Regions from separate parts of the Homo sapiens genome. Here region 1 is linked to region 2. Evidence: chromatin contacts called from ENCODE Hi-C or POLR2A ChIA-PET data. All regions are on one chromosome and are shown on one strand. The core of a region is the stretch at or near the end of the contact, and the rest is flanking DNA. Distances in the headings are between cores, read along the strand shown.

The links. Hi-C counts contacts between places; a loop is a spot of excess contacts on that map. ChIA-PET counts read pairs that join two places held with the same protein, here RNA polymerase II (POLR2A). Pooled maps may share reads with other maps.
Region 1: a loop to region 2 is called in a pooled map, with 2.1 times the contacts of the local background. The contact joins the promoter of TUBB2B here to the promoter of SERPINB1 in region 2. A Hi-C loop is called at or near these places in 2 of 50 pooled maps. POLR2A ChIA-PET finds 5 or more read pairs at or near these places in 2 of 52 experiments (Caco-2 and K562).

Annotation. Positions count from the first base shown.
Region 1 is chr6:3,225,596-3,231,558 of GRCh38, forward strand. It overlaps TUBB2B (tubulin beta 2B class IIb), which reads right to left and starts at 2,058. Exons shown (of 4, transcript NM_178012.5): 1 at 1,892-2,058; 2 at 966-1,074; 3 at 564-674; 4 at 1-216. The coding sequence starts at 1,948. It overlaps LOC100422781 (a long non-coding RNA gene), which reads left to right and starts at 5,808. Exons shown (of 2, transcript NR_147505.1): 1 at 5,808-5,963. RefSeq lists enhancers at 1,041-1,701, 1,702-2,360, 3,656-4,212 and a silencer at 1,965-2,254.
Region 2 is chr6:2,839,005-2,845,203 of GRCh38, forward strand. SERPINB1 (serpin family B member 1) reads right to left here and starts at 2,859. Exons shown (of 7, transcript NM_030666.4): 1 at 2,808-2,859; 2 at 1,415-1,590. The coding sequence starts at 1,582. RefSeq lists a silencer at 2,754-2,803.

The DNA.
Region 1 (5,963 bases), core at 808-3,307, 390 kb after region 2:
TCATGATGCGGTCTGGGTACTCTTCCCGGATCTTGCTGATGAGCAGGGTGCCCATCCCGGACCCCGTGCCGCCCCCCAGAGAGTGGGTCAGCTGGAAGCCCTGGAGACAGTCACAGCTCTCTGACTCCTTCCTCACCACATCCAGGACCGAGTCGACCAGCTCGGCTCCCTCTGTGTAGTGGCCCTTGGCCCAGTTATTCCCGGCTCCACTCTGGCCTGCCAGAGGGAAAGAGAAATCTTAAGTCACCGGTGATTGTACTAAATACCTTACCTCAAACCCCTCAATATAGATCAGTGAGTCAATGCTCAGATAAGACTATTTCAGATTATCACCAAAATGGCCAAACGTTAAAATATTTGTTCATGAATATAATTATAAATAAGGAAGGCCAGGACACCAAGCTCTTAGCAGCTGAAAGGCAAACAATTTTACACTATATTAAAGCTAAGTTGGCACACCGCGGATGTTCTTCATGCTTTCCCTCTGGCAATCACACCTCTTCAGCCTCCACTGCCCAGCGTAAAATGAATCCCTCATGCTCTCAGCCACACCAGGCACTCACCAAACACGAAATTGTCTGGTCTGAAGATCTGGCCGAATGGTCCAGACCTAACCGAATCCATCGTGCCTGGCTCCAGATCCACGAGGATGGCCCGAGGAACATATTTGTTACCTGCAAGGAACAACAGTGACTTAGACCCTCAGGCAAGGACCTCTGCAGAGAAGGGCTTGGCGCCTGCTGCCATCATGCAGATGTTGCCCCAAACAAAGGGAGACCCACCATCAGGTTCTCAAAGGGCTCTGTTGGCATAAGGAAGCCCAATGAAATACTGCAGGGAAAGAGCGGGGATCCTAAACTGAATAGTCCACCCTCTCCCAGGGCCACACCCCTGGGGTCCCACGCAAGGGAAAGGGGAGAAGGTGGAAAAACTGAAGGGAGTGGGGGTGGGGCAAGGGTGATTACCAGTGGCTTCATTGTAGTAAACATTGATTCTCTCCAGCTGCAAATCACTGTCTCCATGGTAACTGCCAGTGGGGTCAATCCCATGCTCATCACTGATGACCTCCCAAAACTGAGACAGAAAGGCTGCATTTAGCCATGAACGATGCCCCCAGAAACGCCAAGGCTCACAATGAAATGTCCCCGACTCAGTTCCGACAACCCAACATTTCAGGAGCTTGAAGCTTTAAAGGGCGTCGTGACCCGGGCACAGCCGCGGGGCTTGTATTTTGCAGGTTCAGAAAGTTGAAACTGGGCGTTTCCCAGGCAAACAGCTGCCGCTCGCGGGGGGAGGTAGGGGTCGAGGGGGTAAGGACCAGCCAAAGCCGGGCAGTGGCGGAGCTTGGCGCACTGGTCGCAGCCCCAGGCTGCGGCAGGAGGCGAGGGCACAGGGACTGCAGCCCGCCAGGAGCGGGTGGGCGGGGAAAGAGGAACGCAAAGGAGCTAAAGGACCGCGGTTTTAGATTCAAAGCACGTCCTGAGACCGCAAGACAATCGCTCTCCTCCCCTCCCCCGGCAGCTCGACTCCGGTTCAAGCGAGTACAATTAATCCTCCTGGTGTCCCAGCCCCTCGCGCGGAGCGCCGCGCACAGCCTCGCGGACACACCCTCGTCTTCTCCAGGCACGCGTGCCTGCCAAGCAGCCAGCGCGGAGGGAGGCCGAGGGGGTGACGGGGACTCCAAATGAGTTACAGCAGAAAGAAAGAGAGGTGCCCCCTCCGTCCGCGAAAGTCACCTCCTAGCCCAGGCCACACTCGGCGGCACAAAGCGGCCAGGAAGGTCTGCATTTGGCGATCCCCAGGCCTTCCCAGGACCGCGCCTGGGGACCCCGAGGGGCTCTCGGCCCAGGTTCGCGCCCCCATTGGACCCCCTCCGCTGCGGCGCGCCCACCTTGGCGCCGATCTGGTTGCCGCACTGGCCCGCCTGGATGTGCACGATCTCACGCATGGTGCCTCGTCAGCGTCCTCCTGGTCCGGCGGCGTCTGGGTCTGTCCGTCCTCCCCTCACACACCCACTGCGGGGTCACCGGGAAGGCGCTCGGGAACCGACGGGCTGAGAGCGCCGGCCCCGCGGGCTCCGGCTTTTATGCAAGGAGGGTGGGGCGGCCGGCACAGGCCGCGCCCCCAGCCCGAGCCCCCCAGTCCCCTTCGCGCTGGCGCTCTCCAGGCCCGGCTGACGTAATGCTCCGAGCCCTAGGGACCGTCCGGGGGGCTGGACCACCGGCCCGCGGCCAATCAGAGCGGGCGTGCCGACCGGGAGAGGGGTGGGGGCTACCGGGAGTATGGTGGGGGCGTGCGCATTGTCTGGGGCTGTGGTGGGGGTCTGGGTATGGGGATATGGGGGAACAGTGAAGAAAAGGAGGGTGAGAGGGCGGCGAGGCGAGGGCCACCAGCGCGTCCTGACCGGGGTGGGGGCAGAGCTGGCACCGGATGGGAACGATGGAGGACTGGAGCATGTGGAGAAGCCGTCAGGTGCTCCAGTGCCGGCAGGTGGGAGGGCTGAGGTGGCACAGGCTGCTCCGCCACCTCGGACTGCGGCTCCTACTCGGCCACTGGCCAGAGTCCCTCCAGCCAACTGCCCCTGGTGAGACCACCGTCTTTTTCCTCAACCCTGGAGGCCAGCGACTGCCCAGGCGGCGCTCCGTCTCACAGAGGCCTGGGGGAGGACAGGTGGCCCCAGAAGGAAGTCGTGCTTGATGGCAACCGGGACACCTGCGGCCCATGAACACCAGCGCGGCCTCCGCCCCCGCCCCAGCGTGGGCCTGCTTTCTCCTTTGTCTGTCTTGGGCTGGTAGCTCCTCTCACTGCGCCGCAGCATCTAGGGGTGAAGCGACCTCGGAGCCCCTCAGCCCTGCCCGACCCTCTCCGGGAGTGCATAACGCCCCTGCTGGTACCCAGGAGCCCTCTGCCCCGGGGGTTGACTTTTGTTGCTCGCTAGTGATGGAGTGGGAGTGGCCGGTGGCGCTGCACTGACCGTCCGGAGGGCAGAAAGAGGGTGGGGTCCCGGGGGCGGGGCTGTCGGCGGAACAAAGGGCTCTCAGAAACGTGGGATACGCTGTGTAACCCAGTATTTAAAACCACACGACAGGCGCCCCACCCCCCCACCCCGCCCTCGGATTCAGTTCATCTATTGTCAAGTAAGAGGGTGGGTTCCAAGGGTGGCCCAAGCCCGAGTAACAAACTTTCTTATCTTCCATCGCGGCGACCTGGAGGTCCGAGGCTTCGTGCTGCGGTTGAAGGGTGGGGAATACGACTAAAAACTGCAGCCCAGCGCGCGCGAGACGACCCAAGACCCACGCGCACTCGCACGAGCGCGTGCACAGACTTGGAGCACAGACCCTCCCTTCAGATCCGCAGTCTCTAGGTACTGAGGCAGGAACTGGTCTCTTTGTTACTTTTCGCGCGCGCGTGTGTGTGTGTGTGTGTGAGAGAGAGAGAGAAAGAGAGAGAGAGAGAGACTAATCCTGCGTGCGTTTGAGGGCGGGAGGGGAAAGGGTGTCAGAAACGTTCACTGCACAACCTGTTCCCTGCAATTCGATGACTGAAGCGCGCCGCCCCACACTTCGGAAGGGCCGTTGGCGAGGTGACGTGACCTCTTTCATCCCCTGGCGAGAAAGGCCGAATGACCCGGGCGCACGCGGCGGAGCTCAGCCTGCAGCTGTTGAGCGAGACCCTCCCAGAACTATCAGCAAGCTGTCATCGCCTCCCTTTCCCGCTGTGGGGTGGAGGGTGGGGGGTTCAAGTCGATTCCAATGTACAAAGAGAAGTAGCGAGAACAAAAGCCCAGGCGCCCCCAAACATCCAGGGCGCCCAGACTGGAGCTCGCCGGCCGGTATTCCAGACCCGGCCGGCGTGCCCGGGTGAGGGTGGGGTCTACCGAGAGGCAGAGAGCAGCGGAGGGTCTGTCCACATGCCCTGCTCTCCCGGTACCAAGGTCTCGGGGCCTGACCTCCGAGTTTCTAATCCAGATCCTGCAGATGCCGAAACGTCGAGGGCTAGCAATTCCCAAGGTCATACAGCAAGTTGAGGACAGGGCTCGGACTGGAATCTCGTCTTTTGGGCACACCAGACCTCAGGGAAAGTGACCGCATCTCGGCCAAAAGGGCTGTGGCAGGTGTCAGCCTCGAGGTGGCGGCTCTGGTGGGACCAAGCTGCGCCGGAAGGAACAGAGCTAGGGCGGCACCCGCGCGGCGAGTGTAGACACACTCGGAGCGGTCACCCCCTCGCTGCGAGCTCCCAGGAGCAACCCTGATGCTCAGCGCTGGGGGGTGGGGTTGGGGGCCGCTCAGCTCCATGCTGAGTAACTTGAGCTGGCCGCCTGCCTCCTTCATCTAACCAATTCATTTCTCAGCTTCTGTTTCCGAGCCAAATCTCCATTCAGTGCCCGGGTGAAAACGCGTGTTCAAGATCATATAGATAGATGAAAAGACCCTTTCCTCTCAGGTTTCTTTTAAAGGGGTTGGTTTGGGATAGGATGAGGCTGGAAATCATCCTTCTGAAAGCCCAGAGTGCCCTTGGGGACACTTTTGGCCCAAGATCTGCTTTCCTTTCAAGCATTTTGCTCGAATTGTCCCCACACCCCTGCCCCTTCCGGGCAGCCAGTCTTGTTAACCGGTCTACATCGCACCCCCACCCCCACCCCCACTGGAATTGTGATGCTGCACATTTTTATTTTCACAAGGAGCCGATTTTGTGTTAAAATGTTGACAACAGCCACACCTTTCCCTGAAGTCTTTCAGTTTATCTGATAACCCTTAAACAAAAAAATCATTCTTAATCCATGTAGCTCGCATAAAGAGACTGGTACCCGGCTTTCAAAGAAAAAAAAAGTCGTTTTCAGTTGGGTCCCCAGCATTTCTGTCTATTCATTATATGCAATGCGTCTCAATCTAGGTCATCGTATATCAGGCACGAAGATTTCGGGGCAACATATTTCATGATCTCTTAATGTTAGTCTTGATGATGTACTAACATTTAAAAATTTTCCCTTCCAGAGACAATTGTAGAAATATTGCTGCATAAAATACAATTCAACATTTGTTTTATACGTAATCTATTGCGTGACTGAGGTGAGCAAGATATCCCTTAAACTATTAAAATTATATTTGCTTTCACAATTTTCAGATTACTTTCAACGGCATGTCCTCAAGTGAATTTGCATTTCTCTATTACACACACAGTCATTGTTTGAAGAAGTCTGATAGAAAAGAGGCTTTATATAGTAGTAAATTTTTAAAGCACTGTTTTCATAATGTAGCATATATTTTTGACACATTTATTGAAATTACTAGACATTTAGCATTAGGGTTCTTCACTGCTTGCCAGGATTCACCGCTTAAAACCCCAAAAACCCAGCCCGCAGCCCCCATAGCTGGCTCTGCAGCCGAGATGCACGCGGTTTCCTAGGCAACCGACACTTAGCCAATGAATGAAGAGGAGTTGAAAGAAAGAGACTGCAAATCCATCATTATTTCCTTACACACACACACGCACACACACACACACACACACACACACACACATCACCTCTTCTCATAGCTCTCCATTTAGAAATATTGGAAAGCTACCAATCCTAGCATTTATGTAAAAGAGCCAAATGCCCGGGGCATGGGGGCTAGGAAGCGGTCGCAGCCCCATACTGTGACTGCGGAAAGGACACAGTGGAGGAAGCTCCCGGGATCCGCCAAGATCTGCGCCTTCTCAGCTTTGTCGCTCCCCAGTTTCTATTCCATTGCCCTCCCCCTTCCCCCCAGGCCTTCCCTCCTCCGCCTGGGAAGCCAGCGGCCCCGGCGGAGCTGCCCGGCACTGTTTAGTCGCAGGGGCTGCGGGGTGGCAGCCTCAGAGCCCTGTCCTTCCGCAGCCGTGGGCCCCGCAGGGACCAGCCAAGCAGGGCAACCAAAAGCTGGAACCAGCAGCGAAAACCCCGAGCCCACGAACGCAGCGCAGTGCGGGAACACTTGCCC
Region 2 (6,199 bases), core at 1,609-4,108:
AATGGTATGTTCATATTTATATTCTGTATCAAATATAATTTTACTGAAAGTTCTCAGAAATAAGCAGTAAAAATAGGATTCATCCTCTATTCAGAACCACAAAGATAGTACAGACTGAAGCTTTTAAAATTTTATTACCCTATTAACATCAGTAACTCACTTATTTTAAAATAACTTCCTTAAACTTAACATTCTGGCAAAAGTTTAATTCCCCATGTATCAGTTACAAATCAAGAGGCCCTTTGTGGTTTTATGAGACCTAGGCTGGTTCCTTTATGATTAAGACACAAAGAACAAAATTGCATAGGGTACGAAGTCCACATTACTCACCGAGATATGGAATGTTTGCACTGTGCCTATGCTCCATCTGCTTTAATGGAAATGGGGGAGGAGTCCTTAAAACTATTCTTTGCTGAGGTTTTAAAGTCCCTGGAAAACCTCAAGCTAGGAACTGATATAACCCTGCAAGAAGCAACTAACAATTAGTAACAGAGGTTTTTTTTTTTTAATGGATTTAAAAAAAACATTTAAAATGCTTTCATATCTAAAGTGATGAGTAATAGAAGTTTCGCAGCCCCTTGAACTTGAATCCCAGGCTGCACCTTGCCAAGGAACAGGTGCAGTGTAATTTGCGGCAGGTATGTTAGAAGAGCCTCCACTTTTACCACTCCTTTCTGCTGAGCTTAGAGAGAGAGAGCTAGAGTTCTCTTCTCAGAATTAAAGAGTACCAAGCACAGAAGTCCTCTCCATGTCCATTATGGACAAGAAGGAAGGCTGGGCATGAGAGTGACCTGTCACATCGCCAAGGGCTGGGTCCCGCCCCTGAAGCTGCGGGTCTCCCCCTCACCTCCCCTGCAGGGCGTGCTATGCCACAGCCCACTGAGCCATGCGCAGCACCCTGGGACTACAGAACCACAGGGTCACTTTTTCTCTTTTCCTTGCAAAAAAGCAATGCCACTATCTCCACTATAATGCATTCCCTATGTCTTATTCCTCTCATTATGCTTGAAAGTAGTGTTATATAACAGGCAATATTTATGAGTTGCATATCATCATATGCAAAGCAAAAACTGGAAGATGCTAGCTCAGGAGGATGTAGTATGCCTTTCAGGAAAGCTGTCAGATTCATCCACTGGAACAGAAGCCTCGCCCTGCAGGGATTTTTGTCAGCTTTGCTCACTGCTGTCTCCTCAGCAATACGAAAAACAGTTCCTGGTACGTGGTAGGTACTTAGGAAAAACCTGATGATGAATGGAAGCCTGCATACAAGTGTGACTTTTCTGAAAGTCTGATCTCATAAAAATACAGTTCTGAAAACACAAGGTAAGAGCTCAAAGGCACAACCTTTCCATGCAGACTGTCCATTCGTAGGGAGATGGGAGGAAAGCAGACCCTTTTTTTTGTTTCTGCTGACCTTGGACAGCTGTGCTGCCGTGTTACCTCTGGTCCCCAGAAAAACCATGGCCATAGCAGATGAAATGCTGAAGGGAGAGATGAAGATGTTTCCAGCCGGATTGTTCTCACTCAACGCCAGGAACAGGTCCAAGGCGAAGCGGGTGTTTGCTGAGCTCAGCTGCTCCATGGTGAAAACTGCAACACAGAACAGGGTCCTCATGGTGCCCACTGCCCACGCCAGCAGATTAGGCAGCACTATTTCTCCAGAAGCTTCCTCAATTTCTGCCAACCGCCCTGAGGCATCCTGGATCTTGTACTTTCTCCCCGCTTTTTTATTCCAGCAGGGCAAGAACACTTTCCCAGGCCCACAAATGTGGGACCATTCTGGCCAAGGACTCAGCAGTTATAGGGGATTTTAGGGCACCCAGGGTGCCCTAAAGGGCTCTGACCTTGCAGACAGGTGAGTCTGGGGGTGGGGCGGGGGTAAGGCAGGCCCCAGCTACCCCAGCTTTAGTGGGGTGGGAGGGCCCACCCAGCCCTGGGTCTTCCCAACCTATGTGTGGGAGCGCACGTGCTTCTGAGCCTTTGATTCAAGTCTCTGATTCATTGGGCAATGAATCCATTGCCTACCTTCACCTGAACTAAGAGCCTTCTATCAGAGACTCAGCTACCTACTATGCATTAAAACTCCAGCAAAGGTATCACTGTAATTATTATAATAATATAATTCTTCCTTATTTTTGAGGTTCAAAAGGTATGAGGTCCAGTGCCCACAGTCTCAGAGCCGGTGTAGGATGTGCCAGTTTGGAAACCCACCACAGTCCAGGGTCTGGCCGTGCAGCGTCCCATCCGCCACCCACTAGCCCATCTCGATCTCCACTCTCAGAGCCCTGATTTCCCCCGAGGACAGGCAAAGAAGAACCGTGCTGGCTGCTCGGCATGTAAGCACAAAGCTGATTTCTCCTTGTTGTGAAATCGTCTCTAGAATCGCACGGGGTTCCTCCTCTCTCTCCCTGCAGCTGCAGATAGGAGCCGCGGCCTGGCCCTGGGCTGCCTGGAAACCGTCACAAACAGCTCTGGGAGGAAGGGAATTCAGGGAGAAGGGACAACATTCTGATCTCAGGTTTCAGTCTTGCCTTCCGCCTGCATCTGTCGTCCTCCCTCCCTCCCTCCCTCGCGGGCTGGCCCGGCCTGTACCCAGGCGGGGGCGGGGGATCAGAGGTCGTCTGTCTCCGTCGGGGCGCCCGGAAGGGATGGGGGCGCGAAGCTGGCGGGGAGGGCGAGCGCAGGGAGCTGCGGGTCTGAGGGGCCTGAGCCTGGGGGGTGGGGGGTGCCGGGCTGGAAGCTGAGCGAGGGAGCCTGGCCTCTCCCCGCGCCCGCCCCCGCGCCACCGCTCCGAGGCCCGGCCTTACCCGACAGGCCGCCGAGGCACGCTCCGGGCTCCGAGCTGGGTGCGAGGTCAGGAAGGAGGCACCGAGGGCCGCTGCTCTTATAGCAGGCGGAAGCGTCACCCGGGCCAGCAGCCGCGGGCGGGGCGGCGGCCCTTCCCGGTGACTGCGTAGGAGTCCGAGCTCCCGAGGTCGCCTAAGTGCAAGCAGAAGTGAGCGTGGCTTCCGGGCAGCGCCCTCCTCAGGGGCGCGGCTTCTTTCTCAGTTCAAAGCCTTTCCCCGAATCTCTGGCAAGGACCTGAAAAGCTTTTTCTTACTAAGGTGTGAATGACTGAGACGACATATTGTGACACCTCTTAGAGGGCAAATGACTCCCTTTGAGTCCCATCTATATTGGGAGCTTTCTTTGAGAGAAGGAAGCAAATTTGGGGATCTTGCACAGGGAAAAAGAGGGGCCCCCAGAATCAGATGAAACAGAACCAGTTCCAAACACCTGCTCTCTGTTTCCAAGATGACAGCTTGCTGCTGCGTCCTCAATGGTGGAAAGTGGAAGGGCAAAAGGGGCCAAATCTCATGTGAAGTCTCTCGTATAAGGGGCCAATCCCATTCATGAGGAAGGTGCCCTCATAATCCAGTCACCTCCTAAAGGCACCACCTGTTAGTATTGCATTGAGGATTGTTTCAGCATGAATTTTGCAGGGAACACAGACATTCAAAGCATAGCATTCTGCCCCTGCCCTCCAAATTCATACCCCTCTCACATGCAAAATGCATGCATTGTATCCCAGTGGCCTCCAAAGTTCCAGTATCAACTTTAAAATGTAAGTCCAAAGTCTCACCTAAATATCTTCTAAATTAGAAAGGCATAAGATTCAAAGTACAATTCATCCTAAGTGAAATTCCCCTCCAGCTATGAGCCCGTGAAATCAAATAGGTTACAGGCCTTCAAAATACAGTGATGAGACAGGCATAGGACGTACATTCCCATTCCCAAAGGGAGAAGCAGGCAAGAAGAAAGGAGTATCTGGTCCCAAGTAAGTCCAAACCCAACAAGGCAAACAGCATTAAATCTTGGGGCTTCAGAATAATCTTCTTTGATGCTGTGTCCCCCATTCCGAGCACAGGGGGGTGGAGACTGGGTCCCCTAGTGTCCAGGGGATCCACTCCCATGGATTTGCCAGGTGCAACCCATGCAGCAGCTCTCACAGGTTGAGGTCTAGGCTCTCCCAGGATAGACTTGCATGCTGGTGGCTGGACAGTTCTGGGTTCTCAGGGACAGCCCTGTTCCCACAGCTCCACTAGATATTACTCTATTTGGGGCTCTCTGCAGTGGCCCCAATCCCACTGCTCCACTAAACATTGCCCTAGTGAGGGTTTTCTGCAGCAGCCTCACCTCAGTGACAATTCTCAGACTGGGCCCCCAGGGTCCCCAACACATCCTTCAAAATCTAGGTGGAGGTGGCTGTGTCTCCACAGTTCATGCACTCTGTGCACCTGCAGAGTTAGCATCACGTGGACTCTGCCAAGGCTTACAGGAAGGGTGGCCTGACAAGGGCCTGCATAAGCCACACGTGGGATGGTGGCCAAAGAGTGCTGCACCAGAATGTGGGGGGTGGGGGGGCAGAGACTTGAGGCAGCCCTAGGCAGCAAGCCCCAAGGTTCCATGGTGTCCTGAGTCCTCCCTTAAAACTATTCTGCCCTCAGGGTCCTGGCACTCTGGGACAGGGATGAGAATCCAGAACCAGTAACCTCAGAAATGCCTTTGGGTTCATTCTTCCATTGTCTTGATAAATAGCATCTGGCTTCCTTCTACACATACTCATCTCATTATCAAATGTGAACCTGGCAGCACTCTTGGTGTTCCCTCCCAAACATGCCTTTTCATTCTTTACATGGCCAGGCTGAGAATTTTCCAAAACTTTAAGCTCTGCTTCCCTCTTGATTATAAACTTCGTTTTTAATTCATTCTCTCTGCTCACATTTTACTACAAGCAGTCAAGAGAAGCCATGCTGCACTCTCAACGCTTTGCTCAGAGATTTCTTCCATCAAATATCCTAGTTTATTGCCTTTAAGTTCTGCCATTCAGAAAACACTAGGACATAGACACAATTCAGCCAAGTTCATTGCCACTGTGTAACAAGGATGACCTTTCCTCCAGTTTCCTTTTAAGATCTCATCAAAAGTGTCTTTACCATCTATACTTCTAACCGCATTCTGATCAAGACCAGACCACTTAATTAATCTCTAAGATGATTTAGGCTCTCCCTACAGCTCTCCTTGTCTTCTGAGCCCTCACCCTTAATTTCCCTTAAAGCTCTGTTTATGTCTATACAGGCTTTTTCCAGCATGCATCTCCAAATTCTTCCAGCCTCTACCCATTACTCAGTTTCAAAGCTGTTTCCACATATTTAGGTATTAGTTATAGCAACATCCCATTCTCAGTATCAATTTCTGTCATAGTCCATTTGTGCTGCTATAAATACCTGTGATTGGGCAATTTATTAAAAACAGAAATGTATTGCTCACAGTTCTGGAGGCTGGGAAGTCCAAGAATAAGGCATCCACATATTTGGTGCCTGGTGTGGGCTGCTCTCTGCTTCCAAAATGGCACCTTGTTGCTGCATCCAAGGGGGAAATATACTGTATCTTCACGTGGCGGTGGGAGGGATGGAAAGGGATGAACGCACTCCCTCAAGGGCCCAAATCCCACCCATGACGGTTCTGCCCTCATGACTTAAGCACTTCTTAAGGCTCTACCTCTTAATACTATCACATTGGTGATAAAGTTTCAACATATGAATTTTGGGGAGACACATTCAGCCCATAAAACATCTGTTCTGTCAGGTGAGGACACAGCATTTGTCCCTTCTGCCTTTCCCACCAAATGAGAACACCGCAAGAAAATGCCCTCATCAGACACTGAGTCTGCACCTGCAGATCTCGAACTTCCCAGCCTTGGACTTCCCAGCCTCCAGAACTGTAAGAAATAGGTGTCTAGTGTTTACAAGATGTTTTGATAAAGCAGCAGGAAAAGACTAAGACAGGGGCTCTTCTTGAGAAGCCGGCCTTGTTCTTATCCCTCTTGTCTAGGAGAAATGTGTGGACACGGCCACATTACTGCCCCCGAGTCTTCCTAGCCCATCTCATCCAACAATAATATGGAGAAGTGTCAGTCTCCTAAGCGTTTTTCCTTATTCTCCTCCACCTTGAATTATTCCTGAATTATTCCTCCTGCCTCCAGCTCCTGAAAGTAGAACTTAGACTTTTTCTGGCTCTTCAAACGAGCTGCTACTGATCACCCAGAACTCTCAGAAGCATCTTGAGAATTTTTTTCTTCACTCTTCAAGTCATTTTGAATTAGCTTGTTTTCTTGTTCAGTTTAAGAAACTGCTATTAAGTGAATTGTGACACTTTT